Regions from separate parts of the Homo sapiens genome. Here region 1 is linked to region 2. Evidence: read pairs that join two places in POLR2A ChIA-PET (ENCODE). Cell type or tissue: OCI-LY7. All regions are shown on one strand. Each heading gives the region's core, and the rest is flanking DNA. Links, peaks and the distances in the headings are about the cores only. Region 1 overlaps SCAMP1 (secretory carrier membrane protein 1). Region 2 overlaps SCAMP1 (secretory carrier membrane protein 1).

The links. Peaks named below come from ENCODE experiments on the same cell type or tissue, not always from the same donor. Only the 100,000 strongest peaks of a DNase experiment are listed, where the experiment ranks them.
Region 1: POLR2A ChIA-PET joins it to region 2 with 18 read pairs; 2 of 35 experiments call an interaction of 5 or more read pairs at or near these places.

What each region holds. Positions count from the first base shown.
Region 1 is chr5:78,362,276-78,377,791 of GRCh38, reverse strand. The region is part of intron 1 of SCAMP1 (secretory carrier membrane protein 1); the gene reads right to left. Among named protein-coding and RNA genes, the nearest start is that of SCAMP1, 9.4 kb to the right of the region's middle. In OCI-LY7, for the core only: CTCF peaks have their summits at 10,050 and 10,250; a DNase peak (open chromatin) is centred at 10,251.
Region 2 is chr5:78,449,867-78,465,382 of GRCh38, reverse strand. It overlaps SCAMP1 (secretory carrier membrane protein 1), which reads right to left. Exons shown (of 9, transcript NM_004866.6): 7 at 15,349-15,450; 8 at 6,021-6,138. Among named protein-coding and RNA genes, the nearest start is that of SCAMP1, 97 kb to the right of the region's middle. RefSeq lists an enhancer at 7,443-8,052. In OCI-LY7, for the core only: no CTCF peak of the experiment used is centred there; a DNase peak (open chromatin) is centred at 6,352.

The DNA.
Region 1 (15,516 bases), core at 3,154-11,153, 88 kb after region 2:
CTCAAATAAGTGACAGGTGAGGCTGCTATCATCATTACCACCAACAGTAAGTTAAGGATCAAGCAAAAAAGCTCTCCACCTATGGCTAACTGAGAATTGTAAAAAGTATAGCAAATATTAGGTAATGAATAGGACAAAAAATACCCACCTGTGTTTCCTTAAAATATGTTCTAAGGAAAGCAACCAGAAGCAGTTCTTTGCCCAATCTTTGTGTCACGTGACCCTATTAACTTGGCTACATAACTAAGAATAAGAAACTGGCCTCTGTGCCAAAGGCAACTATCTTTAGAATTGGACACGAGGAAACCTGGCAGGCCCAACAGAAGCAACTCGGTACTGACTAACTGCTAATCAATCCAATCCTATTCCCATTTTTGAGGAGACTGAATATGAGACATAAAATTGGGAACTATAACAGCAGCAGTAGAAGCTGACAACAGCCATGGTAGAAAGAGTGACAAACAGAAGCTAAGTTATAGGAAGGTGGCCAGAAAAGGGAGCAGAGAGCAGCAGGTAAAGCATCTGAGGGGAACAGCAATTACTAGAGTTGCCAATGAGTCACCAAAGCAAAAACAGAGCCAATAAATATGGTTACTGTTATTTTAACTGGTGAGAAATGACTTTGTGTTACAGAAGTTTTCACAATGTCCTGCAGATCATCAGAAGGGCCTCAGCTTTTTTTTTCCTTACCTCCCACATTGTCTAGAGGTTAGGGGAAAAAAAGGAAAAGGGAAGCAAAAAAGAGGAGGGAAGGAAAAGCAAGGAGGAAGCCTTTCCCCCAAGGTAGGGGGGAAAATCTTCTTCATATCTAAGCTTAATCTCCTCCTAACTTTTCTTAGGATCACCCTGTCAATTATCCTTTTCTCTCATATGTTCAACTGCTTCTTCCCAGCAAGATACCTCACATTTCAAGTCTTGATCATCTTTAAAATGCACACAAGCAAAACAAAAAACAAACAAACAAAAAAATCCCTCCTCCACCCCAGAGATCAATCTGCCAGTATTTCTCATGTGTCAATGGCAATGAACTCCTTACTGGTCTTCCCTCCCTATCCTCCGACCCCATGCCAATCTATTCTTCATAATAAGCCAGAATCAGCTTTTCAAAATACAAACCTTTTCATGTCATTCCTACAGATATAATTAATGTGAAGTAGATATATTTGAGGCCTTTGAAATTTTTAAATACTTGGGAATGGGCAATGAAAACTGGCGAAATCATTTATTGAACAGATTGCAATGACAGGTAAATTCTCACCATTAAGTGACTGCTAAGAACTGGAGACAAACTTTAGACCGGCAATAATAAATGACATTCGTTTATCACACACATCCTACAGTGTGCAAAAGCCATCTACTGTTGTAGTAATGCATTTTATAGATGTGCTATACACCTGTGCTACCTGTAAATATGGTAGCCACCAGCCACATGTAGCTCTTAAAATGTAGTCCAATTGAGATGTGCTAAAAGTATAAAATACATTAGATTTTCAATTTCAAAGATTTAGCAAAACAATGTAAAATATCTCTAATTTTTATATATCGGGGGAACCCACCCCCAATATTTCAACGTAAGTTCTATTTTTCATAAGTGTCGGCCGGCTAGAAATAAAGAGAGACAGTATAAAGAGAGGAATTTAACAGCTGGGCCACCAGGGATGACATCACATATCGGTAGGACCGTGATGCCCCCCTGAGCCTCAAAACCAGCAGGTTTTTATTAAGGATTTCAAAAGGGGAGGGGGTGTATGAACAGTCGGGGTCCCTGACTTCCTGCAACATTTATATTGATTAGGTGTTGAAATAAGATTCTTTATATGGAGTAAAATAAAATGTATTACAATTAAGTTCACTTGGTTTTTCCTTTTTTTCTAATATGGCTACTAGAAAATTTTAAATTGCATATGCGGCAGAAATTATATTTCTATTGGACAGTACTGATCCAGGCACTACAACTTATTCAAGACTGGCTCATAGAATAATTTCACTTTTGTCCATTTGGACAAATTCAATTATGTTAGCAAAAAGAAATATGACAAACTAGACTTAAATTTCCTCTAAGTTTTTCAAAATTACAAAGGATGACAAGAGACATGATTAGAATCTTTCCAGTCCAGTATTTTTATATAACACAGTAGCAGATTTTCACCATTAGTTCCTTCACACTTTTTCATGAGATATAAGGTATTATTTTGAATATATTAAACATTTATAAGAAAATGCACATTTATAGTTCTATCAAGGAAGCCAATGGGAAATTGAAGGCTACAGATTCAAAGAGAGAAAGAAAATTCATCTAGGTTAGCATGATACCAGACTCTTAATTATTTCATGTAATCCTCAGAAGAGCTTTATGACTTGGGTTCTGTATCTTTTCTTTCACTGCTGAGAATACTGACTTAGAGATGTTTTAGTAATTTGCCCAAAGTCATATAATAAGTGACATGGTCAGGATTCAAATCCAAATCTAAATCCAAAGACCAAGTTGTTGGAAGAAAATGCAATAAAGAAATTTATGTTCAAAACTATATTTCCTCAGAAGAAAAAGAATAAATATTGTGCTGCTCTATAAAATGTAATTAAAATACTCTTCAATAGCTCTGCTTGGTTCAGTCAAGACTATACACTTACACTAGACAATTTGATTAAACAAGAAATGCCCCAAGCTGAGAGGCCCTCCCCTGAGTTCAATTTTTCCCCTACTCCATAATTCTCAGAGTTACTATAATCATATGAATTTAATAAATACTAACAAATTCACTCACCTGGAAGAGTACTACAGTTTCTAAATGCCCCACTTTTTTTAAAAAGGAGCTAGGAAAAGCCATTAAAAATCTCTCAACAAGACTCTAAGACAAGTGTATTTAGCGAAACTTTTATAACTGTGATACGTGCTTAATAATCACTAGGAATTATTCAATAAATCATGATTTTGAAAAATTCATATCATGGCAAGGGTCGTAACAGTCTTACTCAAATCTAAAAGAAACTCACTTATGTTTATAGACCCAAATCAGTCCTTAGTAAATTAGAAACTTAACTAAAGCAATCATGCCCAAGCCAACTTACCTCCTAAGTAGGCATCTGTTTGATTATCGAGTACACTCTATAGATTCTAGAGAAAGATTTCTTTGGAAACAAACATAATTTGTGAATATAATTTGGTAAAAATTTCCTGCAGATAATTAATAATAAATGTAATGAACCTAAATAATATAGAAAACAAGAAATTCTAGTTTCTTAGCTTACAGCCAAAATGACATTGAGAGGTCTGGTCCTTTTTTTGTTTCATTTTATATTGCCAGCAGCACTTTTAAGCAATTGCTATGAGAAATTATTTCTCACATTATCCTTACCCTTATTGAAGCAATTCCATGAAACAATTTTATTCCAAGTCCTGTCACTCCTGAGTAAACTTAGAAAAATTAACTTCTGTGTCCGAATTTCCCTACCTATAAAATGAGAGAAGTGAAGTATAACAACACATATGCCTTCTGCCTCAGATTCTGCATTTAGGGGAACTGAGGCTCTAAGATAGTTCAGGCCTCATCTTCTCAGGAAGTTCTGTTTCTGCAATATGAAGAACATGTTATTCTTGTTTTGTTAGCATCAAAGCATTTATCACACATTATATCTCCCAACTAAAGTGTGGATTATTTGACATCAGAAAATTCTCTTTATCTTGTATCCCAAGTGACTATCACAGCATCTGATTTTTGGGAGTTTCATATACGTTACTAAATAACCTACTCTTACTCCATCTTCAATGATGATAATCTCTTGGAGACAATTGAGTTTGGTCCACTTTAATCTCCAATGCAGTCACAGTAATTATATAAAATTTTAAATAACCATAAAGACCTATTAAACTGGCAAGCTCTCCATTTTAAATATAATGGTTGATAAAGACTGAGAATATGTTTTGTTTGTTTTTCAAATTATACCATTAGGTCCACTCAAACTCACTAACCAAAATAACAGAAATTAGATGGTCCACTGGCAAAAGAATTAGATACCAAATGTTATCAGATACCATAGAGGTAAAGGCAGTCCTGCTAGTCCAAATTTCACACTCTATTTTGTAGTACCATATCTGAGCTATAGGAACTACATGAAAACATGTTCTGACTGAACTATAGTCAAAAAAAGATAATATGCCTAAAGATAGAGCAGTGGCAAGAAACCAAATTACGTCTTAAAGCAATCAGTAGGGCAAAGAACTGAACATTTAGAGAATATAAACATGTCTTACATGGATAGTAAATCCTTAAGAAAGATTTAAAAAATAGAGGTGTAATTTTATCCCCATGTGGCAACTTTCCTACATAGCAACTTTCCTACAGCTAGGGATGCTTGTTTTAGGTTGAGTTAGTCAGTCTCTGTGGTTTTATATTGGATGTAGCAAGCCTAAGGTAAGTAGCATATTGCAAAAATGCAAATTAATGTATTCCCAAAGCTTGAAAGTAGTAATACATGCTTTTTCTATTTAATATAAACATTTTTAATGGAAATGTTTATAGCTGAATCTCAGGGGAACTTCACCACCACTTAGAGTTCAGTTCATAAGATAAAGTTCTATAAACTATACATACTGCAGGCAAACATTTCTGTGTTCTTAGCCTGGTGTCAGGGAGATAAGAAGAAGGAGTAAGTGAAATTTGCAGAGGTTTGTATTCCACTAGCAGAGGGGAGAAGGTAAGAAGGTGGGCTCTGGAACCACACTGCTTAAGGTTTGCTTCTCTACCTCCTAGCTAGGTGACCACAGGCAAATTAATTTTTCTAACTTCAGTATTTAGTTATTGTTGTTGTTATGTTTCTTATATTAATAGTTCCAGGAGTTTTCCTTTTGAATCAGAAAAAAAGATGGGAATCTTTTTAAATAACAGATAAAGAAAATAAATAATAATGCAAGATTATCTTTTGTTGCAACATGTAATTATTATTTATTTTACCCCAAGTTGCCTGTATTTTCTAAAGCAGGCTCTGATTTTTTATTAACTTTCAAACTTTTTGGTATTAACATAAATAGAAACAAAAACAAGACATGCAAATTACTAGTTGCCTTACCAAGCTCAGGGATTTTAGAAGCTATTATATATCATGACTTGAAGTGAGGATAACAGTAAGAAGAACTCCTTTTATTGTTATGACAAATCACCTTGTGATGTAGGTTTCATACAAATGTTGGAGAGTTGTGCACTTGCTTGGAGATTTTTGAAAAAGACATCTAATTTTTTTTTTTAATATCTGAGCTATTAGTTTTTAAGGTTATGATTACTTTTCAATGTCATGGTAGGCTAGCAGGGGATGAATCCCTGATATCACAAATGAACCTTCCCCCTCTTTGGGTACATTACTGTAGAGAATGCTTGGGTTTGGTGCTACATACTACAATTGTAAGCACTGGCCTGGGAAGCTTAACCACCATTTAGAATTTGTTTATAAGAAAAAGTGCCAAATGGTGGTAAAATTACACCTAGTTTACCAACTCCTGGCCATGACTGGCCAATACTCCTGATGCTCTTTTCCCATTACCTACCACTTTCACTTGACAGTGCTCTCCATATATCCCAAATTATCATATAAGAATTCTAACCACCATTAGAGGATTTCCACAGATTAAATGGCTGCCGTTAGCATGTATATAACACAGCCACAGCTTATTTCTCTTGAAGAAAGTGAGAACTTAAAGTATTTGTTACGTACAGAATGCTTCTACACTATGCATTGTTTTCACTGTGTTTGAGAAGCAAACATCTTTAATAGCTATATATACTAAATTATTTGCATTCAAATGTTTTGTGTTTTCTTCTACTATCAATCAAGTTATAATTATCAATGTATAACTATCACAAATCCCTCCTTCCTAATTTGATTTCAGCAATACTCAAAATGCATAACGCTTTACACTATACGCATATCCTTTGCTTTAAGAGTTTAAGGGGTTCCAGTGTTTCTGCTTAAATGCAAAAATGTATTATTTAATTCAACTGTATTCTGTAAAATAAATGGAAGTATTTCTTTTAAGGAAGCATTTATTTTTTAAAAAAGGAAACATATCAAGTTGGTAATACTGACAATGTGTTCATAATTACATTCTAAAACCAAGTGTAAAACCTGCTATTAAATTTGTTTTTAAGCATTAAAGTATGCAAAGACTTAGAAGCAGTTGCAAAAGTAGCTCTGGCAATTTTAGAAGCCGGACAAGTTAATATATACTCAGAAAACCTGGTGACTACCAGGTATTTGCAAGGCATTTTTGCATGAAATATGAGGGCTTTTTCAGATAAAATATTTCATCTCCTTTGCAAGAACACAGATTAAGAATACTGAGATTTTTGACAAGTGTGCCAAGATCATTCAATGGGGACTGAACAATCTTTTCAACAAATGGTGCTGGAACAACCATTATAACCACATGCAAAACAATAAAGTTGACCTTACGTCATACCAAATACAAAAATTAACTCAAAATGAATCATAGACCTAAATTCAACAGCTAAAACTATAAAACTCTTTGAAGAAAACATAGGGATAAACCTTCTTTACCTCAGATTTGGCAAAGGATTCTTAGATGTGACACTAAAACACCAACAACAAAAAATAGGTAATTTGAACTTAACACAATTAAAAGCTTTTGTGCTTCAAAAGATGTTATCAAGAAAGTAAAAAGACAACCCAGAAAATGGGAAAAAAAGTCACAAATCACATACCTGATAAAGGTATGTATCCAGGATATATAAAAACTCTTATAACTCAATAATAAAAAAGACAAATAACCCAATCTAAGAATAGCCAAAGGATCTGAACAGACATCAAAGAAAATATGCAAATGTCAATAAGCAAATGAGAAGATTCTCAACATCATTAGTTATCAGCAGACTGCAAATCAAAACCACAAGATACCACTTCACCCCCACTAGGATGACTAGAATAAAAAACAGGTAATAGCAAGTGTTAACAAAGATGTAGAGAAATCTACATACCCATACACTGCTAGCAGGAATATAAAATGGTACAGCCACTTTGGAAAAGGGTCTGGAAGCTCCTCCATGATTAAACAGAGTTACCATATGACTAGGCAATTCCACTTGTAGGTATATATCCCCAAAAGAATTTAAAACAGGTGATCAAACAGAACACTTGTACAGGAATGTTTATAGACACATTATCTGTAATAGACAAAAAACAGAAACAACTTAGGTGTCCAGCAATGGATAAAGAAACATTACTAATTCTGAAAAGCACCCAAAGCCAAATGCCAAGGAGAAGGGGATTACTGGATTGCTCTCTGGGTATAGATCTGCAAGCCTTCTGCACAGAAAGGAGAACAGGGTTTTCCACACCAGTCTACACATATGAAGTCAAACGCTGCAGGACATTACAGACTGCCTCAGTAGGAACAACTCAGAGACTTGTTACAAGGTTAAATCTAACCAAACTCCATGTCACCTTTTATATCCCACACCCACTGAAAGTTGGAAAATTCTCCCTTGTGATTTAAAAACATCTTACAATATTTGCAAGTATATTACTCCACTACACCACCAAAAACTGTAGGTCTAAATACAGGCTTAACTCTATCACCCTTTTGGCAAGAAAATGTTACTTTACACTTACGGTTTAGCAATTCTGGTTGAAACAGACAGACTCACTCAGGTCACCCCAAATGCTGGGAGCAGGAGAATATTTTAAAGATATATACAGAAAGAAGAACGCCAGGTTTCACAGAGATTGAAATTCTTCATGACATGGCACATCCCTTCTAGTTAAAAAACACCTCTAATGAAGGACAGGAATTCTTGAAAATGGCCTTCAAAAGCCTAGTGAGATAACTGCTATTCCACTGCTTTGGACAAGTACCTTTGTTAAGATCAGTCAGCTGAGGCCAGGGTGGCAAAAGTCACACCCTAGAGGACATGATCACAAATGTGTAAGCTACCATGAGGGCTGCTCCCTCAGCAGAAGCTGAGGCTCAGAGCATAGCTGGTCTCTGAACATAAAGCATCCTCTCTAGCTGAACTGATCATACTTAATTCCAATATCCAATATGGTCGATATATTAGAACAGAGAAAATGCAGGAATACCTAGTTTCACTGTACTTCACAGATATTGCCTTTTTTAAAAAAATAAATTGAAGGTTTGTGGCAACCCTGCATCAAGCAAGTCTCGCAGCACCATTTTCCCAACAGCATGTGCTCACTTCACATCTCTAGCGTCACACTACGGTAGTATTCGCAATATTGCAAACTTTTTCATTATCATTATGTCTGCTATGGTGATCTGTGATCAGTGATACTTGATGTTACTACTGTAATTGTCTTGGGGTGCCACAAACCATGCCCATAACACTGCAAACTTACTTGATAAATGTTATGTGTCCTGGCCGGGCACGATGACTCACGCTTGTAATCCCAGCACTTTGGGAGGCCAAGGCAGGCAGATCACCTGAGGTCAGGAGTTGGAGACCAGCCTGGCCAACATGGTGAAACCCCGTCTCTACTAAAAATACAAAAAGTAACCAGGTGTGGCGGTGCACGCCTATAGTCCCAGCTACTCGGGAGGCTAAGGCAGGAAAATCGCTTGAACCTGCGTGGTGGAGGTTGCAGTGAGCCGAGATCACGCCACTGCACTCCAGCCTTGGAGACAGAGAGAGACCCTGTCTCAAAAAAAAAAAAAAAATTGTGTGTCCTGACTATTCCACCAACCAGTTGTTCCCATTCTCTGTCCCTCTCCTTGGGTCTCCCTATTCCCTGAGACATTACAATATTGAAATTAGGCATCTCTGTAGGTTATCCAACTTCTGCTTGAATTTCTGCAAGTGCTGGAGAATGCCCTACCAAAAGAGCATTGTCAGGCCATGGTAGCAGATTTTTAAAAGTCTGTTTGGACAAAATTTACCTTTACCTTCAAGTAAACTTTGCCAGTTAACCTTAGATTCTTTTTCTAAAGCAACAAATAACAAGTTTATTCACTTACCTAAGAACACTTTAAGTATCTGATGGGAGCTCTCCTATTTCCCTTTAGCCCTCTGTAGACTAAATCCACTGAGTAATTGAAACTTAAATTGTTCTTCCTAGAACTTGATTCCAGTCCCATGACCATTCTGACTGTCCTCTTTGGGCATATCCTAGTATTTTCAAACCACTCTTTAAATATGCACTTGCAATTGAGAAGAATACCCAGCTATTAGACCAGAACAGAATACTATAGGATTATTAATTTTAAGGAACTGATCACTAATTTCACTAAGCCAATATATATTTTTCAGCAACTATATCACACTGGTGGTTCATATTAAGGAAATAACCAATAAATTATTTGGATCTGCATTTATCACTATTAAATATTAATCATAGTCCAAAAAAAACTTTTGGTAATATCAGCACAAGAACAGTTTACTTTCGAAATTTTCATAATCACCATCATCTCATATGACTGTAAAGCTACAGGGCCAAAATAAAACTGTGTTCAAATCTTAGTTTTGTCACGTGGCACAGCAGCCTCCTATGGCAGCAGCCTTCCCCTGGCCATATGAGATGCTCAACCTAGACAAAAGTTTTCTAAACATCTGAAGAATACCGACCATGGCAACGGACACTTCACCCTAAATGAAGATTGTCTCAAAAAGAATGACAAATGTGGTTTTTAAGGCATGGTTTGAACTCTGGTAAGATTAAAAAGAAACTGTTAAGAGAGTTGTGACAGCCTGGACTAAAGAAACAGTTCAAAATTAATAGAAACTTCTGGGCTCCCAATTTTCAATGGGCAAGAAGCAGGCCAAAAATGCTACTCAGCTGCCAAAAGGGCTCATTCTTATAGAAAAAAATAAATAAAGGACCTCTCAGAGGGTGGAGCCAAAAGCAGAAGAAAATAACAGGTGAAGGAACCAATACGAGGTAGCAGAACTGGGCCCTAATCAAGAAACATTCATTGTCCCCAATGTAGGGGACCCTAACAACACGTGCCTGGCTAGATTTCAGAACTGCTATGCATCAGCAGGTGCTACACGCCTCCCACTCTTTCCCTATTTGAATGGGAGTGTCTAGTGAAGTTATCCTACGACTACCTCGCCATTTTATACTAGGTGTATCTTCAGATCATAGGTCTGTCTCCAGTCAAGAAGTGGAGCCTATTGCTTGCCACTCCTTTTAAAATCTAGGCTGAACTTGTGCCTTGTTTTGACCAACAGAATACAGCAGAAGTAGCATATGATTCAAGAAGCCTTGTAGATTCAGCTCTTGCCCTCTGGGAGCACTGCTGCTACTATGCACAAAGCCCATTTATTACTAGTAGAGAGGCTACATGAAAGACAGCTAATTGCTGTGCCCACTGACATCTCCAGGTAACCAGCAGGCACTTGAGTAAGGATATCTGAAACCATAAACCAGGTGACTGAAGCCACTTTAGTGACTCCAGAAAAGAACATTAAAAAAAAGAAAAAACCTGCCCAGCTAAGTCTAGCGCAATTAACAGAATCGTGAGCAAATAATTGTTATTTTAAGCCATTATATTTTGGGATTGTTACATAGCAACAGATAAGTGAGACAGTGGTAAATAAGATAATGGTGCATCTTACAAAGGATGGCATCTTAAGTTGATGAAATATAACAGCAGCTCAATATGTGCTTTTTAAAAACATTAACATGAGGAAAAATGAGCAGGAATTCATGCAGTTGACATGAACGTAAAATAACACAGGCCCACAAACTGCAACCACTATGTTCCAGATTAATGTTAAAAGACAGTTTTCAAAATGTGACAATCACAAAGGAAATCCTCAGAATACTTTCCTAGTGCTATCCAATCTCCAAACTCAAAATTTTATATCTTTTTTTTGTTTGTTTTTTGGGTTTTTTTTTTTTTTTTTGAGACAGGGTCTCACTCTGTCACCCTCCCGCCTCAGCCTCCCAAGTAGCTTAGATTACAGGTGTGCACCACCACACCCAGCTAACTTTTAAATTTTAGTAGAGATGGAAGTCTCACTATGTTGCCCAGGCTGGTCTCAAACTCTTGGGTTCAAGCAATCCTCCTGCCTTGGCTTCCCAAAGCACTGGGATTACAAGCATGAGCTATCAAGCTCAGCCTCAAAATTTTAAACAGATAAGGGAGGAGTGAAATCAACTTGTAAGTATCATTGTCAAGGTAAATGAAATAAGATGGATAACATTCTTGATGTTACAAAATGAAAACTAAGGTCTGAACGTTTGTTTCCTTAAAAATCACATGCTGAAACCTATCACCAACGTGATGGTATCAGAAGGTGAAGACTTTGTGAGGTGACTAGGTCAGCAGGGCTCTGCTCTCAAGAATGGGATTAATATCCCTATTAAAAAAAGGACCCAGAGGCCAAGTGTGGTGGCATACACCTGTAATCCCAGCACTCTGGAAGGCTGAGGCAGGTGGATCACTTGAGGCCAAGAGTTCAAGGCCAGCCTGGCCAACATAGTGAAACTCCGTCTCTACTAAAAATACAAAAATTAGCTGGGCATGGTGGCATGCACCTATAATCCCAGCTACTCGGGAGGCTGAGGTAGGGGAATCGCTTGAACCCAGGAGATGGAGGTTGCAGTGAGCCGAGATGGCACCCCTGCACTCCAGCCTGGGCGACAGAGCAAGACTCCGTCTCAAAAAAAAAAAAGAAAAGAAAAGAAAAGGGCCCCAAAGAGCTGCCATCCCCTTCTGCCATGTGAGGACACAAAGAAGATGCCATCAATGAGGAAAAGGACTCACCATACACTGAATCTGCTGGGACCTTGATCTTGGACTTCCTAGCCTCCAGAGTTCTGGGCAATAAATTTCTGTTGTTTATAAATTACCCACTGTGAGGTACTATACTTTGTTACAGCAGCCCAAACAGACTAAGACAAATGAATAACACACTTGAATTATGGGTCATTTTCAATTTTAAATTTCAACTCTTACAATGCCACCAGATTACTGTAACTTAAAAGATAACATAAGTGAGAATGCTGAATTTTAGGCCATTTCTAAAAAAAATTTCAATAGACTAAAATTAATTTTTGAGGCCAAAACAAAATGGACACTATGCTCAATTTTAACATGGAGATATTTTATTAGGGAGGAACTACGTGTTGTGAAAAAGCACCAGAATTCAGACAACCTTGGTCTAGTCTAGCAGGTTGATGTAGGCAAAGCACTTAATTATTTTTAGCTTTGATTCCTTGACTATGATCAGTCAAACAGCTACTACCAGCACTCCAGAAGATCCAAAAGTAACATAAATTTCACTAAATTCATAGCTAAGCATATAGAGATTATTAAACAGAACTTTTTTTTTTTTTTTTTTTTTTTTTTGAGATGAGTCTCGCACTGTCGCCCAGGCTGGAGTGCAGTGGTGCCATCTCAGCTCACTGCAACCTCCACCTCCCAGGTTCAAGCAATTCTCCTGCCTCAGCCTCCCAAGTAGCTGGGATTACAGGTGCCCGCCACCACGCCAAGCTAATTTTTTGTGTTTTTGGTAGAGACGGGGTTTCACCATGTTGGCCAGGCTGGTCTCGAACTCCTGACCTCGTGATTCGCCCGCCTCAGCCTCCCAAAGTGCTGGGATTACAGGCGTGAGCCACTGCGCCTGGCCATTAAACAGAATTTCTTAAATTACTATTAATACTAAATATTAGTACCTAATTAAAACCACTATACATTAAGCTCTTACTATATGCTAAATGTATGTTCATCTAATCCTATTTACAATCCTATAGAGAATGTACTATTACCCTATTTTACAAAATAGTAAACTGAGTCTTTCTTTTTTAATACTTCTAGGGTACATGTGCACAACGTACAGGTTACATATGTATACATGTGCCATGTTGGTGTGCTGCACCCATTAACTCGTCATTTACATTAGGTATATCTCCTATCCTTCTCCCCTCCCCCCACCCCATGACAGACCCCGGTGTGTGATGTTCCCCACCCTGTGTCCAAGTGTTCTCATTATTCAATTCCCACCTATGAGTGAGAACACGCGATGAGTAAACTGAGTCTGAAAGAGGTTAAGTAACTTTCCAAGGTCTCACAACCAGTTAGTGTCAAAGCCAGGATCAAGCCCAGATCTTTTCAAATTCTTGAGCCAAAATTTTTTAATCCTATCCTCTGCTGCCTCCCCTCAACTCTAACCTCCAAATACAAAACAAGAATTTTGGTATCAAAATGCAACCAGGGAGCACATACAGTGTCACCAGTAATGGACTAGAAATCAGGAGACCTAAGTTCTAATGCCAATTCTACACTACCTACACATGGGCACAAGACAATGAGCAAGTGTGCCTCTGTGGGCTTTGTTTTTTAATCTATGAGATCTGACTGAATATATTTTAAGAATTTGCCCCCCCAGCTGTGAAATTCTAATTCTCTTCATATTTTAAAAATTAATTTAAATGTTATTTCCATAATGAACTATCTTATTCAATCAATTATCATGTTAATATGCAAAAGCATAAAGCATGAAAATTTTCTGACCACTTACTAATTTCTTCCTTTTATGAACAAACTGCACTTGTTCCGGCACTTAACCATACACTCTTATGCTGACTTGTAAGAGCCTATATTGCTGACCTCTGCTGGTTATTAAACTCTCCCCTTTCATTCATTTTCCAAGCATATTTGTCTCACTGTTAGACTAATAGCCATAAGGACAGAGACACTTCTTCAGTATTTGTTGAATGAATAAACTCAACAGAAAACAAAGGACATACAGCAATTCTTCAATAATTACATGTTGACTATACAGAAAATATTTTTCCCTCTATAGCTTTAAAACCCCATTTTAACAGCTCAAGAGTGGATCCTCAGAAACTTCTATATAATTAATCACCTATTTTCTTTTCGATCACTACAGATTTCCAGTTATTCCAAGTTTCTTGATGCGCAATGAAAGCCATTCAAATTTCATAAAACCATTCACTAAGCCTAGGAAAACCACTAGAATATAAAGCAGGGGCTCAACAAAAAAAAATGAACTGAATCCAGCAAATAGCCTTACAAGAACCAATAAAATCAAGTAAACCACTATGGTTATATTATATAAGGAGAATAGACTCAAACTACTTTCATGATACGGCACAAACGAAGATGCTTGCAGAAGTATTCCTAACATAAAAGTGAAGGAAAAGAAATGCTAAAAAATGAAAAAGGCAATGGAAAACAAATAGGATTTAATGAAAAAGAAATTAGCATAGTTACCAAATGCGAAATATCATATACTTGAAAATAAGAGCTTTATCTTCAAATACTGCAAATAAAAACAGATTTGAAAAATGGGTCGGGCCCAGTGGTTCACGCCTGTAATCCCAGCACTTTGGGAGGCCAAGGCGGGTAGATCACGAGGTCAGGAGATCGAGACCATCCTGGCTAACACGGTGAAACCCCGTCTCTACTAAAAATACAAAAAATCAGCCGGTGGTGGCGGGCGCCTGTAGTCCCAGCTACTTGGGAGTCTGAGGCAGGAGAATGGTGTGAACCCAGGAGGCAGCGCTTGCAGTGAGCAGAGATCGCGCCACTGCACTCCAACCTGGGCGACAGAGGGAGACTCCGTCTCAAAAAAAAAAAGAAAGAAAGAAAGAAAGAAAAACGATCTGCTTGAACGCAGTGGCTCCCGCCCGTAATCCCAGCACTTTGGGAGACTGAGGCAGGTGGATCACGAGGTCAGGAGTTCAAGACCAGCCTGGCCAATACAATGAAACCCTGTCTCTACTAAAAATACAAAGAATTAGCCGGGTGTGGTGGCGGGCACCTGTAATACCAGCTACTAGGGAGGTTGAGGCAGGAGAATCACTTGAACACGGGAGGCAGAGGTTGTGGTGAGTTGAGATCACGCCATTGCACTCCAGCCGGGGCAACAGTGCAAGACTCCGTCTCAAAAAAAAAAAAAAAGTAAAAAAAGAAAAATGATCATAAAGTAACTCAAATGATTCTAGAAACATTTCAGATTTAAGTAGAGTATCAGAAATGTTATTTCAAAAATCACTTTTACATAAATATAAGCAGAAGTAAAAAGACAAAATATAGATATAAAACTATACTTTGTGAGGAGGAGGGGCAGGTGAACATAAATGGAAAAATAAAGGGTCAGATACACTGACAGTGCTATAACAGTCACCAAAAACAGAGAAAGATCATAAGCAGAAATATGTGTACAACCAAGTCTACTTTAGACCTAAATGATCTGTCCCTGATGCATTTTACAAACTTGAATAATCATTGTCCTGGATACATCCACTTATAAAAGAACAAAAAAGATTTATAACGTTATGCCACAATGAATATTTAAAACAACTCCTGGGTTTAGAATTACTACAGCAACTTTATGAATGTCAGAAGAGGAAAAGTGTCATGGCAATATCAGATGTCACAAAAGGACAGTCTGGGCTAAGATGAAGACAATGTTTTGCCCTAACAAGAGAGCCAGTTAATATGAAATGAACCATGAAATGGAATGACCAAGTAGAAAATACACTGCCAAATCGTCAGATGCTGAATAAACAGCGTCAGTG
Region 2 (15,516 bases), core at 2,903-10,902:
TGAGTGGTTACAGAAGTCTGTCTCAGGTCACAGAGCTGTAAGTGAAGCTGTCAAAATTTCAACCTGAGTTGTATGGTTCCAAAGCAAAACTCTTGCTCTTCTCATCTAATTCCAATGCTAAAAGACTTGTTCACGCGGGGGGTGCTTAACAGCTGCGTACCCAGAATACATGCACCATAAGGCATAAAAACTGGCTTATGCCCAGGTGCCACAGTAAGCAATATAGACAGTTAAGTTTCCCCAAGAAAACAGAGAATGACATGGTCCCTAAGATACAAGGCAACAAAAAACATTCTGGGAGACACAGCAAGATCGGAGCTGGGTCTTGAAAGAATACTAGTAGGTCTTCAAATAGCAGAGAAGACGAATTAATGCACGGATTAAAAAACATCATATAAACAAAATCTGGAACAAAGGAATGTACATGATGTATTTGAAGAAACCGAGCAGTACAGTCTGACAAGAATAGAAAGTGTGAATCATGGAGCTGTGAGACGTCACCATTAGCCCTTCTTCCCACCACCACTATAATCCCAATCTGTGATTCTCCGAGAGGACAAAATGGCATAATACTGGTGAAGTGTTCTGCATAGGGCCCAGAGTATGGCTGAGCAAAATAAAAGTGATTTCATCATTAGGTTATTAAGGCCCATTTGATGGCTTTATGGCATGTAGTGTGTTTTTACAACCTTAGCAATGCTGGTGTTTCTGAATGTAGCCCTTCTTCGCACTGCCACCAAAATGCCGTTCCCAATCCCAGATCCACGTCAAAAATCTGCAGAGTGCCAATTTGTTGGGGTTTTTTTAAGGTTAATATAGGAATTATATATTAAATGGACTGCGAGAAGGATGAGGGAATATAAGTAACCTGTAAAAAGAATTTCTGGATTAGCTGAGGTTGGAAATGGAAAAGATACTAAAAAGGTATCTAAGAAAGTGAATTAAAAAGTAATGGAAGTGGCTGTGCGTGGTGGCTCATGCCTGTAATCCCAGTAGGCAGAACACGAGGTCAGGAGATCAAGAGCATCCTGGCCAACATGGTGAAACCCTGTCTCTACTAAAAATACAAAAATTAGCCAGGCATGGTGGCACATGCCTGTAATCCCAGCTACTCAGGAGGCTGAGGCAGGAGAACTGCTTGAACCAGGGAGTTGGAGGCTGCAGTGAGCAGAGATCACGCCATCACACTCCAGCCTGGTGACAGAGCAAGACTCTATCTCAAAAAAAGAAAAAAAAAAATAGCTGAGTGTGGTGGCGCATGCCTGTAGTCCCAGCTACTTGGGAGGCTGAGTCAGGAGAATCGCTTGAACCCGGGAGGCGGAGGCTGCAGTGAGCCAAGATCGCGCCACTGCACTCCAGCCTGGCGACAGACAGATTCTGTCTCAAAAAAGAAGTAATGGAAGCACTGACAGAAGCAATCACAGCACTGACAAAAATGTTCAATGGAATTACATAAAGTGCTTAGTGCCATCTCATTAGTAGGTATTCAATAAGTGTTTCTTCAAAAAAAAAAGCTTCATTAAGATAAAATCTGTATACTATGCATTTTACCCTTTAAAGTGTACAATTCAATGATTTTTAGTATATTCATAGAGTTGTGACTATAATATCTACACAACCTAATTTTAGAATACTTTCATTACCCTCACTCCCCACCCCACCCATAAGCCACAGGCAAGCTGTAATACATTTTCTGTCTCTATATATTTGCCCATTTTATACATTTCACAATAATGGAATCTATACAATATGTGGTCTTAATAAATGCTTCTTGAATATTACTCAGAACGTTCAAAAGGAACATCTATCACTAAGAAACTGAAGAGTTTATGAGGCATTACTGTGAGAAGATGACATCAATCAACAACTGGAGATGAAAATGACCAATTGAAGATGCAACTAAAGGTTTATGCAATGCATTATCTTTTCCAATTCCAAGATTCTAGGTCATCTAGGTAGAGAAGAAACTGAAATAATAAGGGAAGATGAAATTCCCAAAGAAAATGACTGCATAGCACAAAGAGCCGATTACATTTAAGACCTTAATTTATGAACTGGATGAAGAAATGGAGGAGAAAGAATAGCCAGAGAGTCAAGAGAATTAGAACATCATTGCAAAGTCTTAGCAGAGGAGCCATCTGTGGTGTAGAAAGCTACAGAGGTTAAGGAGGAGGAAAACTGGAAAAGGGATTTAGTAACATTAGAGAGCTGAGTGTCAATGGTATGTGTGTTTGGTGCAGAAGAGAAGTTAAAAATTTCAAATAGAGAAAATATGGAAGAACGGACACAGTCTAACCTTCGTAGGGTTTTGAGAAGGATAAAAGACAAATGTCTGAGTAAAGTACTGAAAGAGTAAAAGTGGTTTTAAATATAAGGTAAAATTATTTCTATGCATTCCTCATACATAGTCTCAAGTAATGAAATGGTAAAAAAAATTATAAGGACTTATTTTCTTTAAAGTGAGACCTATCAAAAAGTCTTTTTCATTTAAAACATAGGTGTTATTCCCAAGGTCTCAATATCATGTTTGAATACATATAAAATATATCAAAATTACATATATCCAAGACAAAATAAAACTTTAAATAAACAAATAAAAACACTAATTTACCTTCCTCTATGTAATGATTTTTTTTTTAAAGCTGTGAAAACAGACATGGGAATTCTACAGGAAGAAGTGTAGCTAAAACAACTGGGCAGTTACAAATCCTAAATGACTCCTAAACCTGATAACTAACTTGAGTAAAGTTTCAAGATACAGACTGGGTGTGGTGGCTCACACCTGTAATCCCGAACTTTGGGAGGCCAAGGCAAGTAGATCACTTGAGGTCAGGAGTTACAGACCAGACTGGCCAACATGGCGAAATCATCTCTACTAAAAATACAAAAAAAATTAGCCAGGTGCCACATCTGTAATCCCGACTACTCAGGAGGCTAAAACATGAGAATTGCTTGAACCCAGGAGGTAGAGGCTGCCGTGAGCCAAGATCACACCACTGCACTCCAGCCTGGGCAACAGAGTGAGATTCTGTCTCAAAAAACCAACAAAAAGTTTCAAGATACAAAATCAACATACAAAAATCAGTAGCATTTCTAAACACCAACAACGTTCAAGCTGAGAACCAAATAAAGAACCCAATCCCATTTACAATAGACACACACACACACACACACACACACACACACTCCTACACACATCCAGAATACATTTAACTAAGAAGGTGAAAGAACTCCATAAGAAGAATTGCAAATCACTGATGAAAGAAATCACACATGACACAAAGAAATGGAAAAACATCCACATTCATGGATTAGAAGAATCAATATTGTTACAATGACCATACTGTCCAAAGCAATATATAGATTCAATACAATCCTATCAAATTACCAACATCATTTTTCACAGAAGTAGAAAATACAATTCTAAAATTCATATGGAACCAAAAAGAGTCTGAATAGCTAAAGCAATCCTAAGCAAAAAGAACAAAGCCAGAGGCATCATATTGCCTGACTTCAAACTATAGTGCACAGTGGCTCACACCTGTAATCCCAGCACTTTGGGAGGCTGAGGCGGGCGGATCACTTGAGGCCAGGAGTTAGAGACCAACCTGGCCAACATGGTGAAATCCCGTCTCTGCTAAAAATACAAAAATCAGCCAGGCATGGTGGTTCACGCTTGTTAGTCCCAACTACTTGGCTGTCTGAGGCATGAGAATCACTTGAACCTGGGGAGGCTGAGGGTGCAGTGAGCCGAGATTGTGCCACTGCACTCCAGCCTGGGCGTCAGAGCAAGATTCTGTCTCAAAAAAGAAAAAAGACTATGGTAAGCAAGCAGCATGGTAACCAGTACAAAAACAGACCAATCGAACAGAGAACCCAGAAATAATGCCACACACCTACAACCAACTGATCTTTAACAAAGCTGACAATAATGAACAATGGGGAAAGGACACCCTATTCAATAAATGGTGCTGGGTAAACTGGCTAGCCACATGCAGAAGAATAAAATTGACCCCTACTTCTCACCACATACAAAAATTAACTCAAGATGGATTGAAGACTTAAATGTAAAACCTCAAACTACAAAAATCCTAGAAGAAAATCTAGGAAATACTCTTCTAGACATTGGCCTAGACAAAGAATTTACTACTAAGACCTCAATAGCAAATGGAACACAAACAAAAATTGACAAATGGGACTTAAAGAGCTTCTGCATAGCAAAAGAAACACTAAACAGGCTGGGCGTGGTGGCTCATGCCTGTAATCCCAGTACTTTGTGAGGGCTGATCATTTGAGGTCTGGAGTTCAAGGCCAGGCTGGCCAACATGGTCAAACTCCATCTCTACTAAACATATAAAAATTAGCCAGGCATGCTGGTGCACACCTGTAATCCTAGCTACTCAAGAGGCTGAGACAGGAAAATTGTGTGAACACGGGAGGTGGAGATTGCAATGAGCTGAGATTGAGCCACTGCACTCCAGCCTGGGTGACAGAGTGAGACTCTCTTTCACAAAAGAGACAGGAAGACAGAAAGAGAGACAGATAGAGGAAAGACAAGAAAGGAAGGAAGGAAGGGAGGAAGGAAGGAAGGAAGGAAGGAAGGAAGGAAGGAAGGAAGGAAGGAAGGAAGGAAGGAAGGAGAAAAGAAACCAAAAGAAAGAAAGAGAGAATAAACAGAGTAAAGAGACAATCTACAGGATGGGAGAAAATATGTGCAAACTATGCATCTGACAAAGGACTAATATCCAGAATGTATAAAGGACTTAAACAAATCAACAAGAAAAAAAAAACCCCATTAAAAAGTAGGCAAAGGATATCAACAGACACTTCTTGAATGAAGACATACAAGCAGCCAACAAATGGAAGAAAACTCAACATCACCAATCAGAGAAATGCAAATCAAAACCACAATAATTCCCATCTCACACCAGTCAAAATGGCTATTATTAAAAACTCAAAAAACAACAGATGTTGGCAAGGATGCAGAGAAAATGGAATGCTTATATACCGTTGACGGGAATATAAATTTGTTCTACTTCTGTGGAAAACAGTATGGAGATTTCTCAAAGAAGTAAAAATAGACCTTCCATTCAACCCAGCAATCACCCTATACTGGGTATCTAACCAAAGGAAAAGAAATCATTTTATCAAAAAGACACCTGCACTCATATGCTTATTGCAGCACTAGTCACAATAGCAAAGTCACAGAATCAACCTAAGCGTCCATCAATAGTAGACTGAATAAAGAAAATGTGATACATATACATCACGAAATACTACACCACCTAAAAAATGAAATTATGTCCTTCGTAGCAACATAGATGCAGCTGCACGCCATTATCCTAAGTGAATTAACACACTAACAGAAAATCAAATACTGCATGTTCTCACTTAGAAGTGGGAGCTAAACAAAGGGTTCACACAGACATAAAGATGGAAACAGACACCGGGGACCCAAAAGGGAGGGAGGGAGAAGAGCAAAGCTTGAAAAACTATCGGGTACTATGTTCACTATTTGGGTGATGGGTTCAATAGAAGCCCAAACCCCAGCATTATGCAACATAACCATGTAACAAACCTGCACATGTTCCCTCTGAATTTATAATAAAAAATTAAAAAACAAAACAAAAACCTAAGAGATATATATGAATAAAATGTACATATCACATAATAATTTTACTTCTATTTATTAACAGGCTAATATCCTTCATATCAAAAAAAAGAAATTTAGAGTATATTTAAAAATCCAAATTTTAAAAATGAGGCTGACTCTTTAACTCATGAAAGCCTTCAGTTAAAATGATTTTAAAATATTCCCTTTTTACTGAAGTTTAAAATGTGATGCAATTTTCTAAAATGTACTTATGCATAACTTTTAATTGTAAAAAGTAATCCTCAGAGAGCAAACTCATACAATAACGATAAAATGGCTTCAGGTTACACCAAATTATAGCAAAATAGGAAAATGAGAACTTTACATCACGTTCACTATAAAAATTTAGACATAAAATTTCACTTACTTTTTTGAACATAACTAGTGAGATGACTGCTGATGCTGTGAAAAGTGCTGCTATGATTATCATCATGATTCCAACAGGAATATTTTGGTTGAGACCAGTAAGGGATGAAATCCAACCACTAAAAAGTAATAAAAAGTGTAATTAGGCAAAAGTTGATGTAAACTTTTTAAAAATAGCATAATATCTAACACATATTCAACACTTATCAGCCAGGCAATATTCAAGTTCTTTATGTGTATTAGTGCATTTAATTCTCACAACCCACCCAATAGGATAGATGCTGTTTTAAATCCCCATTTGACAAATGAGGAACTGAGACATTCAGTAATCTGCCCGAGGTCACACAGCTTATAAATGGCATAGTCTAAATTCAAAAGCAAACCAAACTCCAGAGTCTCAAGTGTTTAATTCCAGACTGTACATTTTTTAAGCTGTACATTTTTTAAGCTTATGAGTTTTGAATTTATTATTACTCTTTTTTTTGAGACAGAAGCTCGCTCTGTTGCCCAGGCTGCAGTATAGTGGCATGATCTCGGCTCATTGTAATCTCCGCCTCCTGGGTTCAAGCGATTCTCCTACCTCAGCCTCCTGAGTAGCTGGGATTACAGGTGCGTGCCACCACGCCTGGCTACTTTTTGTATCTTTAGTAGAGACGGGGTTTCACCATGTTGGTCAGACTGGTCTCGAACTCCTGACCTCGTGATCCACCTGACTCGGCCTCCCAAACTGGGATTATAGCGTGAGCCACTGCACCTGGCCTATTATTACATTTTTTTAAATGTTTATTTTCAATTCTGCTGAATTATGAAAGAAGATATTTATAAACCATATATCCAACAAAGGATTCACATCTAGAATATACATAACTTTCAAAGCTCAACAGAATACAAAAATTAAGAAAATGGATAAAAGACATGCAGAGACATTTTACTAAGAGGACATAAAGACGACAAATAAGCACATGAAAAGATGTTCAAAACCACAATGAGATATCACTACACACCTATTAGGATGGCTAAAATAAAAAGTAATAACCACTAAATGCTGGTGAGGAAGTGGAGACTAAATTGCTCATAATTGTTGGTGGGAGTGTAAAATAGCACAAGCATTCTAGAGAACAGTTTGTCTGTTTCTTTAGAAAACTAAACATGCGGAGAGGAGCCAAGATGGCCGAATAGGAACAGCTCCGGTCTACAGCTCCCAGCGAGAGCGACGCAGAAGACGGGTGATTTCTGCATTTCCATCTGAGGTACCAGGTTCATCTCACTAGGGAGTGCCAGACAGTGGGCACAGGTCAGTGGGTGCGCGCACCGTGCACAAGCCGAAGCAGGGCGAGGCATTGCCTCACTTGGGAAGCGCAAGAGGTCAGGGAGTTCCCTTTCCGAGTCAAAGAAAGGGGTGACAGACGCACCTGGAAAATCGGGTCACTCCCACCCGAATATTGCGCCTTTCGGACCGGCTTAAAAAATGGCGCACCACGAGATTATATCCTGCACCTGGCTCGGAGGGTCCTACGCCCACGGAGTCTCGCTGATTGCTAGCACAGCAATCTGAGATCAAACTGCAAGGCGGCAGCGAGGCTGGGGGAGGGGCGCCCACCATTGCCCAGGCTTGCTTAGGTAAACAAAGCAGCCGGGAAGCTCGAACTGGGTGGAGCCCACCACAGCTCAAGGAGGACTGCCTGCCTCTGAAGGCTCCACCTCTGGGGGCAGGGCACAGACAAACAAAAAGTCAGCAGTAACCTCTGCAGACTTAAATGTCCCTGTCTGACAGCTTTGAAGAGAGCAGTGGTTCTCCCAGCACGCAGCTGGAGATCTGAGAACGGGCAGACTGCCTCCTCAACTGGGTCCCTGACCCCTGACCCCCGAGCAGCCTAACTGGGAGGCACCCCCCAGCAGGGGCACACTGACACCTTACACGACAGGGTATTCCAACAGACCTGCAGCTGAGGGTCCTGTCTGTTAGAAGGAAAACTAACAAACAGAAAGGACATCCACACCAAAAACCCATCTGTACATCACCATCATCAAAGACCAAAAGTAGATAAAACCACAAAGACGGGGAAAAAACAGAACAGAAAAACTGGAAACTCTAAAACGCAGAGCGCCTCTCCTCTACCAAAGGAACGCAGTTCCTCACCAGCAACGGAACAAAGCTGGATGGAGAATGACTTTGACGAGTTGAGAGAAGAAGGCTTCAGACGATCAAATTACTCTGAGCTACGGGAGGACATTCAAACCAAAGGCAAAGAAGTTGAAAACTTTGAAAAAAATTTAGAAGAATGCATAACTAGAATAACCAATACAGAGAAGTGCTTAAAGGAGCTGATGGAGCTGAAAACCAAGGCTCGAGAACTACGTGAAGAATGCAGAAGCCTCAGGAGCCCATGCGATCAACTGGAAGAAAGGGTATCAGCAATGGAAGATGAAATGAATGAAATGAAGCAAGAAGGGAAGTTTAGAGAAAAAAGAATAAAAAGAAATGAGCAAAGCCTCCAAGAAATATGGGACTATGTGAAAAGACCTAATCTACGTCTGATTGGTGTACCTGAAAGTGATGGGGAGAATGGAACCAAGTTGGAAAACACTCTGCAGGATATTATCCAGGAGAACTTCCCCAATCTAGCAAGGCAGGCCAACGCTCAGATTCAGGAAATACAGAGACCACCACAAAGATACTCCTCAAGAAGAGCAACTCCAAGACACATTATTGTCAGATTCACCAAAGTTGAAATGAAGGAAAAAATGTTAAGGGCAGCCAGAGAGAAAGGTCGGGTTACCCTCAAAGGGAAGCCCATCAGACTAACAGCAGATCTGTCGGCAGAAACCCTACAAGCCAGAAGAGAGTGGGGGCCAATATTCAACATTCTTAAAGAAAAGAATTTTCAACCCAGAATTTCATATCCAGCCAAACTAAACTTCATAAGTGAAGGAGAAATAAAATACTTTACAAACAAGCAAATGCTGAGAGATTTTGTCACCACCAGGCCTGCCCTAAAAGAGTTCCTGAAGGAAACGCTAAACATGGAAAAGAACAACCGGTACCAGCCGCTGCAAAATCATGCCAAAATGTAAAGACCATCGAGACTAGGAAGAAACTGCATCAACTAACGAGCAAAATCACCAGCTAACATCATAATGACAGGATCAAATTCACACATAACAATATTAACTTTAAATGTAAATGGACTAAATGCTCCAATTAAAAGACACAGACTGGCAAATTGGATAAAGAGTCAAGACCCATCAGTGTGCTGTATTCAGGAAACCCATCTCATGTGCAGAGACACACATAGGCTCAAAATAAAAGGATGGAGGAAGATCTACCAAGCAAATGGAAAACAAAAAAAGGCAGGGGTTGCAATCCTACTCTCTGATAAAACAGACTTTAAACCAACAAAGATCAAAAGAGACAAAGAAGGCCATTACATAATGGTAAAGGGATCAATTCAACAAGAAGAGCTAACTATCCTAAATATATATGCACCCAATACAGGAGCACCCAGATTCATAAAGCAAGTCCTGAGTGACCTACAAAGAGACTTAGACTCCCACACATTAATAATGGGAGACTTTAACACCCCACTGTCAACATTAGACAGATCAACAAGACAGAAAGTCAATAAGGATACCCAGGAATTGAACTCAGCTCTGCACCAAGCAGACCTAATAGACATCTACAGAACTCTCCACCCCAAATCAACAGAATATACATTTTTTTCAGCACCACACCACACCTATTCCAAAATTGACCACATACTTGGAAGTAAAGCTCTCCTCAGCAAATGTAAAAGAATAGAAATTATAACAAACTATCTCTCAGACCACAGTGCAATCAAACTAGAACTCAGGATTAAGAATCTCACTCAAAACCACTCAACTACATGGAAACTGAACAACCTGCTCCTGAATGACTACTGGATACATAACGAAATGAAGGCAGAAATAAAGATGTTCTTTGAAACCAATGAGAACAAAGACACAGCATACCAGAATCTCTGGGATGCATTCAAAGCAGTGTGTAGAGGGAAATTTATAGCACTAAATGCCCACAAGAGAAAGCAGGAAAGATCCAAAATTGACACCCTAACATCACAATTAAAAGAACTAGAAAAGCAAGGGCAAACACGTTCAAAAGCTAGCAGAAGGCAAGAAATAACTAAAATCAGAGCAGAACTGAAGGAAATAGAGACACAAAAAACCCTTCAAAAAATTAATGAATCCAGGAGCTGGTTTTTTGAAAGGATCAACAAAATTGATAGACCACTAGCAAGACTAATAAAGAAAAAAAGAGAGAAGAATCAAATAGACACAATAAAAAATGATAAAGGGGATATCACCACTGATCCCACAGAAATACAAACTACCATCAGAGAATACTACAAACACCTCTACGCAAATCAACTAGAAAATCTAGAAGAAATGGATAAATTCCTCGACACATACACTCTCCCAAGACTAAACCAGGAAGAAGTTGAATCTCTGAATAGACCAATAACAGGATCTGAAATTGTGGCAATAATCAATATTTTACCAACCAAAAAGAGTCCAGGACCAGATGGATTCACAGCCGAATTCGATCAGAGGTACAAGGAGGAACTGGTACCATTCCTTCTGAAACTATTCCAATCAATAGAAAAAGAGGGAATCCTCCCTAAGTCATTTTATGAGGCCAGCATCATTCTGATACCAAAGCCTGGCAGAGACACAACCAAAAAAGAGAATTTTAGACCAATATCCTTGATGAACATTGACGCAAAAATCCTCAATAAAATACTGGCAAAACGAATCCAGCAGCACATCAAAAAGCTTATCCACCATGATCAAGTGGGCTTCATCCCTGGGATGCAAGGCTGGTTCAATATATGCAAATCAATAAATGTAATCCAGCATATAAACAGAGCCAAAGACAAAAACCACATGATTATCTCAATAGATGCAGAAAAAGCCTTTGACAAAATTCAACAACACTTCATGCTAAAAACTCTCAATAAATTAGGTATTGATGGGACGTATTTCAAAATAATAAGAGCTATCTATGACAACCCCACAGCCAATATCATACTGAATGGGTAAGAACTGGAAGCATTCCCTTTGAAAACTGGCACAAGACAGGGATGCCCTCTCTCACCACTCCTATTCAACATAGTGTTGGAAGTTCTGGCCAGGGCAATTAGGCAGGAGAAGGAAATAAAGGGCATTCAATTAGGAAAAGAGGAAGTCAAATTGTCCCTGTTTGCAGACGACATGATTGTATATCTAGAAAACCCCACTGTCTCAGCCCAAAATCTCCTTAAGCTGAGAAGCAACTTCAGCAAAGTCTCAGGATACAAAATCAATGTGCAAAAATCACAAGCATTCTTATACACCAATAACAGACAGAGAGCCAAATCATGAGTGAACTCCCATTCACAATTGCTTCAAAGAGAATAAAATACCCAGGAATCCAACTTACAAGGGATGTGAAGGACCTCTTCAAGGAGAACTACAAACCACTGCTCAAGGAAATAAAAGAGGATACAAACAAATGGAAGAACATTCCATGCTCATGGGTAGGAAGAATCAATATCGTGAAAATGGCCATACTGCCCAAGGTAATTTACAGATTCAATGCCATCGCCATAAAGCTACCAATGACTTTCTTCACAGAACTGGAAAAAACTACTTTAAAGTTCATATGGAACCAAAAAAGAGCCCGCATCGCCAAGGCTATCCTAAGCCAAAAGAACAAAGCTGGAGGCATCACACTACCTGACTTCAAACTATACTACAAGGCTACAGTAACCAAAACAGCATGGTACTGGTACCAAAACAGAGATATAGATCAATGGAACAGAACAGAGCCCTCAGAAATAACGCCACACATCTACAACTATCTGATCTTTGACAAACCTGAGAAAAACAAGCAATGGGGAAAGGATTCCCTGTTTAATAAATGGTGCTGGGAAAACTGGCTAGCCATATGTAGAAAGCTGAAACTGGATCCCTTCCTTACACCTTATACAAAAATCAATTCAAGATGGATTAAAGACTTAAACGTTAGACCTAAAACCATAAAAACCCTAGAAGAAAACCTGGGCATTACCATTCAGGACATAGGCATGGGCAAGGACTTCATGTCCAAAACACCAAAAGCAATGGCAACAAAAGCCAAAATTGACAAATGGGATCTAATTAAACTAAAGAGCTTCTGCACAGCAAAAGAAACTACCATCACAGTGAACAGGCAACCTACAAAATGGGAGAAAATTTTCGCAACCTACTCGTCTGACAAAGGGCTAATATCCAGAATCTACAATGAACTCAAACAAATTTACAAGAAAAAAACAAACAACCCCATCAAAAAGTGGGCGAAGGACATGAACAGACACTTCTCAAAAGAAGACATTTATGCAGCCAAAAAACACATGAAAAAATGCTCATCAGTGGCCATCAGAGAAATGCAAATCAAAACCACAATGAGATATCATCTCACACCAGTTAGAATGGCGATCATTAAAAAGTCAGGAAACAACAGGTGCTGGAGAGGATGTGGAGAAATAGGAACACTTTTACACTGTTGGTGGGACTGTAAACTAGTTCAACCATTGTGGAAGTCAGTGTGGCGATTCCTCAGGGATCTAGAACTAGAAATACCATTTGACCCAGCCATCCCATTACTGGTATATACCCAAAGGACTATAAATCATGCTGCTATAAAGACACATGCACACGTATGTTTATTGCAGCATTATTCACAATGGCAAAGACTTGGAACCAACCCAAATGTCCAACAATGATAGACTGGATTAAGAAAATGTGGCACATATACACCATGGAATACTATGCAGCCATAAAAAATGATGAGTTCATGTCCTTTGTAGGGACATGGATGAAATTGGAAATCATCATTCTCAGTAAACTATCGCAAGAACAAAAAACCAAACACCGCATATTCTCACTCATAGGTGGGAATTGAACAATGAGATCACATGGACACAGGAAGGGGAATATCACACTCTGGGGACTGTCGTGGGGTGGGGGGAGGGAGGGGGGAGGGATAGCATTGGGAGATATACCTAATGCTAGATGACGAGTTAGTGGGTGCAGCGCACCAGCATGGCACATGTATACATATGTAACTAACCTGCACAATGTGCACATGTACCCTAAAACTTAAAGTATAATAAAAAAAAAAAGAAAAGAAAACTAAATGTGCAACATCCATATAATCCAATAATTACACTCTTGGGCATTTATCCCAGAGAAATGAAAATTATGTTCACACAAAAATCTATTCACAAATTTCATGGCAGCTTTATTTGTAATAGTCCAAAACTGGACACAATACTGATGCCCTTCAACTGGTGAACAGTTAAATAACCTGTGATACATCCATATCATAGAATACTACTCAAAAATAAAAAGGAGGCCAGACATGGTAGCTCACGCTTGTAATCCCAGTATTATGGAAGGCTGAGGCGGGCAGATCACACGAGGCCAGGACTTCAAGACCTGCCTGGGCAACATGGCGAAATCCTGTCTCTACTAAAAATAGAAAAATTAGCTGGGCTGGGTGGCAGGCGCCTGTAATCCCAGCTACTCGGGAGGCTGAGGCATGAGAATCACTTGAACCGAGGAGGTGGAGGCAGTGAGCTGAGATCATGCCACGGCACTCCAGCCTGGGTGATAGGGCGAGACTCTGTCTCAATCAATCAATCAATCAATCAATCAAATTAGAATAAACTACAGATAAACATAACAACCTGGATAAATCTCCAGAAAATAACACTGAGGGGAAAAAAGCCAAAGGTTGTAGACTATGATTCCACATCTATAACCTTCTTGAAATGACAAAACAACAAAAATGAAGAACACATTAGTGATTGCCAGGGGTTAAGGAGTGGGAAAAGGGGAGTTTTGAGAGTGGCTATGAAAAAGCAACATGAGGAATCCTCTGGTGATGAAAATGTGCTTTATCTTTACTATCAATGTCAAGATCTTGGTATTTATATTTTACTATAGTTCTACAAGATTATTACCATTGGGTGAAACAGGATAAAGGGTACCTGAGATTTCTGTGTTATTTATTATGATTGTATGTGAATCTATGATTACCTAAAAGTAAAAAGTTTAACCTAAAAAATCTGAACTACATGAGGGTCTATCTTAAAACAGGTCAATTCTGTATGCACCCTCATTAGCAGACTCTTTTTACGCTATTTAGTCACATACATGCTGTTATGCTCAATTTTAGCATTTTCCCTATGTCTGTGCTAAAAAGCGAAAGAAATTACCTCACTTTCACGAGAATTAAAAAAACCTCGTGCTGTTAAAGTAAGCAGTATATTTTTAATTAAACATTTAAAACATTTCCTTTCCCTAAAATACCAAAAACTAGACACTATTTAAAATAATAATAAAAACTACTTTATCTGAGAACTGATTTTAAATATCTATATAAATTTTCTGCATGTATTTATGCCCATTAGGAGCTCTGCAGAACTGCCAGGAGTTGTCTGCCAATCACTTCTCCACTTCAGTAGCAGAATACTAAATGTAAGTCCTCAACACATTCTAATTAAATGCTAATTTCAATTTTGGTTTAATGTACACAGTGGAACAAAGTTGCATCACACATTCTTCTGACATGTAAGAATACAGCTGAATGCAAGTCAGTATAAAAGAAAGAAGAGAGGAACAGATAATTTTAGAGATGTGTACTCTTCCACCCACCATTTCACTCAAGGAATGTTTGCATCAGAATGTAAAGAGAGACCTAAATCTGCTATTACCTCCTAGCCTGGGTCCAGATAGTCTCCATTTCTGAGGTCCCCCACTGAATGAGCCATGAGAATGATTCGATTGTTTAAAGATATATGTATATAACGTGTGTGCAGTTATTCTACCTTTCAAAGACAAGTGTCCATGTATATTCGTATATAAAAATATATCTGTTTGTATACCTAAAATAGGGCTTTATACATAATAGGTATCCCTTTTCCTTAGAATCCCTGAAGCTCTTTCCTGTCCCTTCCACATTCCTTGGTCCCTCTATCTCTCTGACCACCTCAGTCTCTTTTGCAGTCTTCCTCTTAGCGCCCTTACATACATGTTTTATTTAAACTAGAAAAAATGTGCTGTTTTTATAGATGGGAACATAATCTTCAAAGACACAGGTTTGTCCAAAGTTTATGCCTTATGACATTTTAAAATTGTATTTTTAAAACAATTTTTGCTTTTTATTTAATTTTTCTAATCTGGTTTATCTGTGTTAACTAGATTAGGAAGCCAAAAATTATATTACAATATTAGATTAAAGCTGAAAACTAGTAAAAAAAAAAACTTACCAATTGCCCCAGTTATGAAATCCTGCAGCTTGGAGTACATGTACAGCAAACTGACAAATATAGACGAAGAAGAATACAAAGAATCTAAATGAACTGTCACTCCTTTGAAAAAAAAAAAGAAAGAAAGAAAAAAGGGGGTTAGGGGGAGAGAAAGAAGGGGAAAAACGT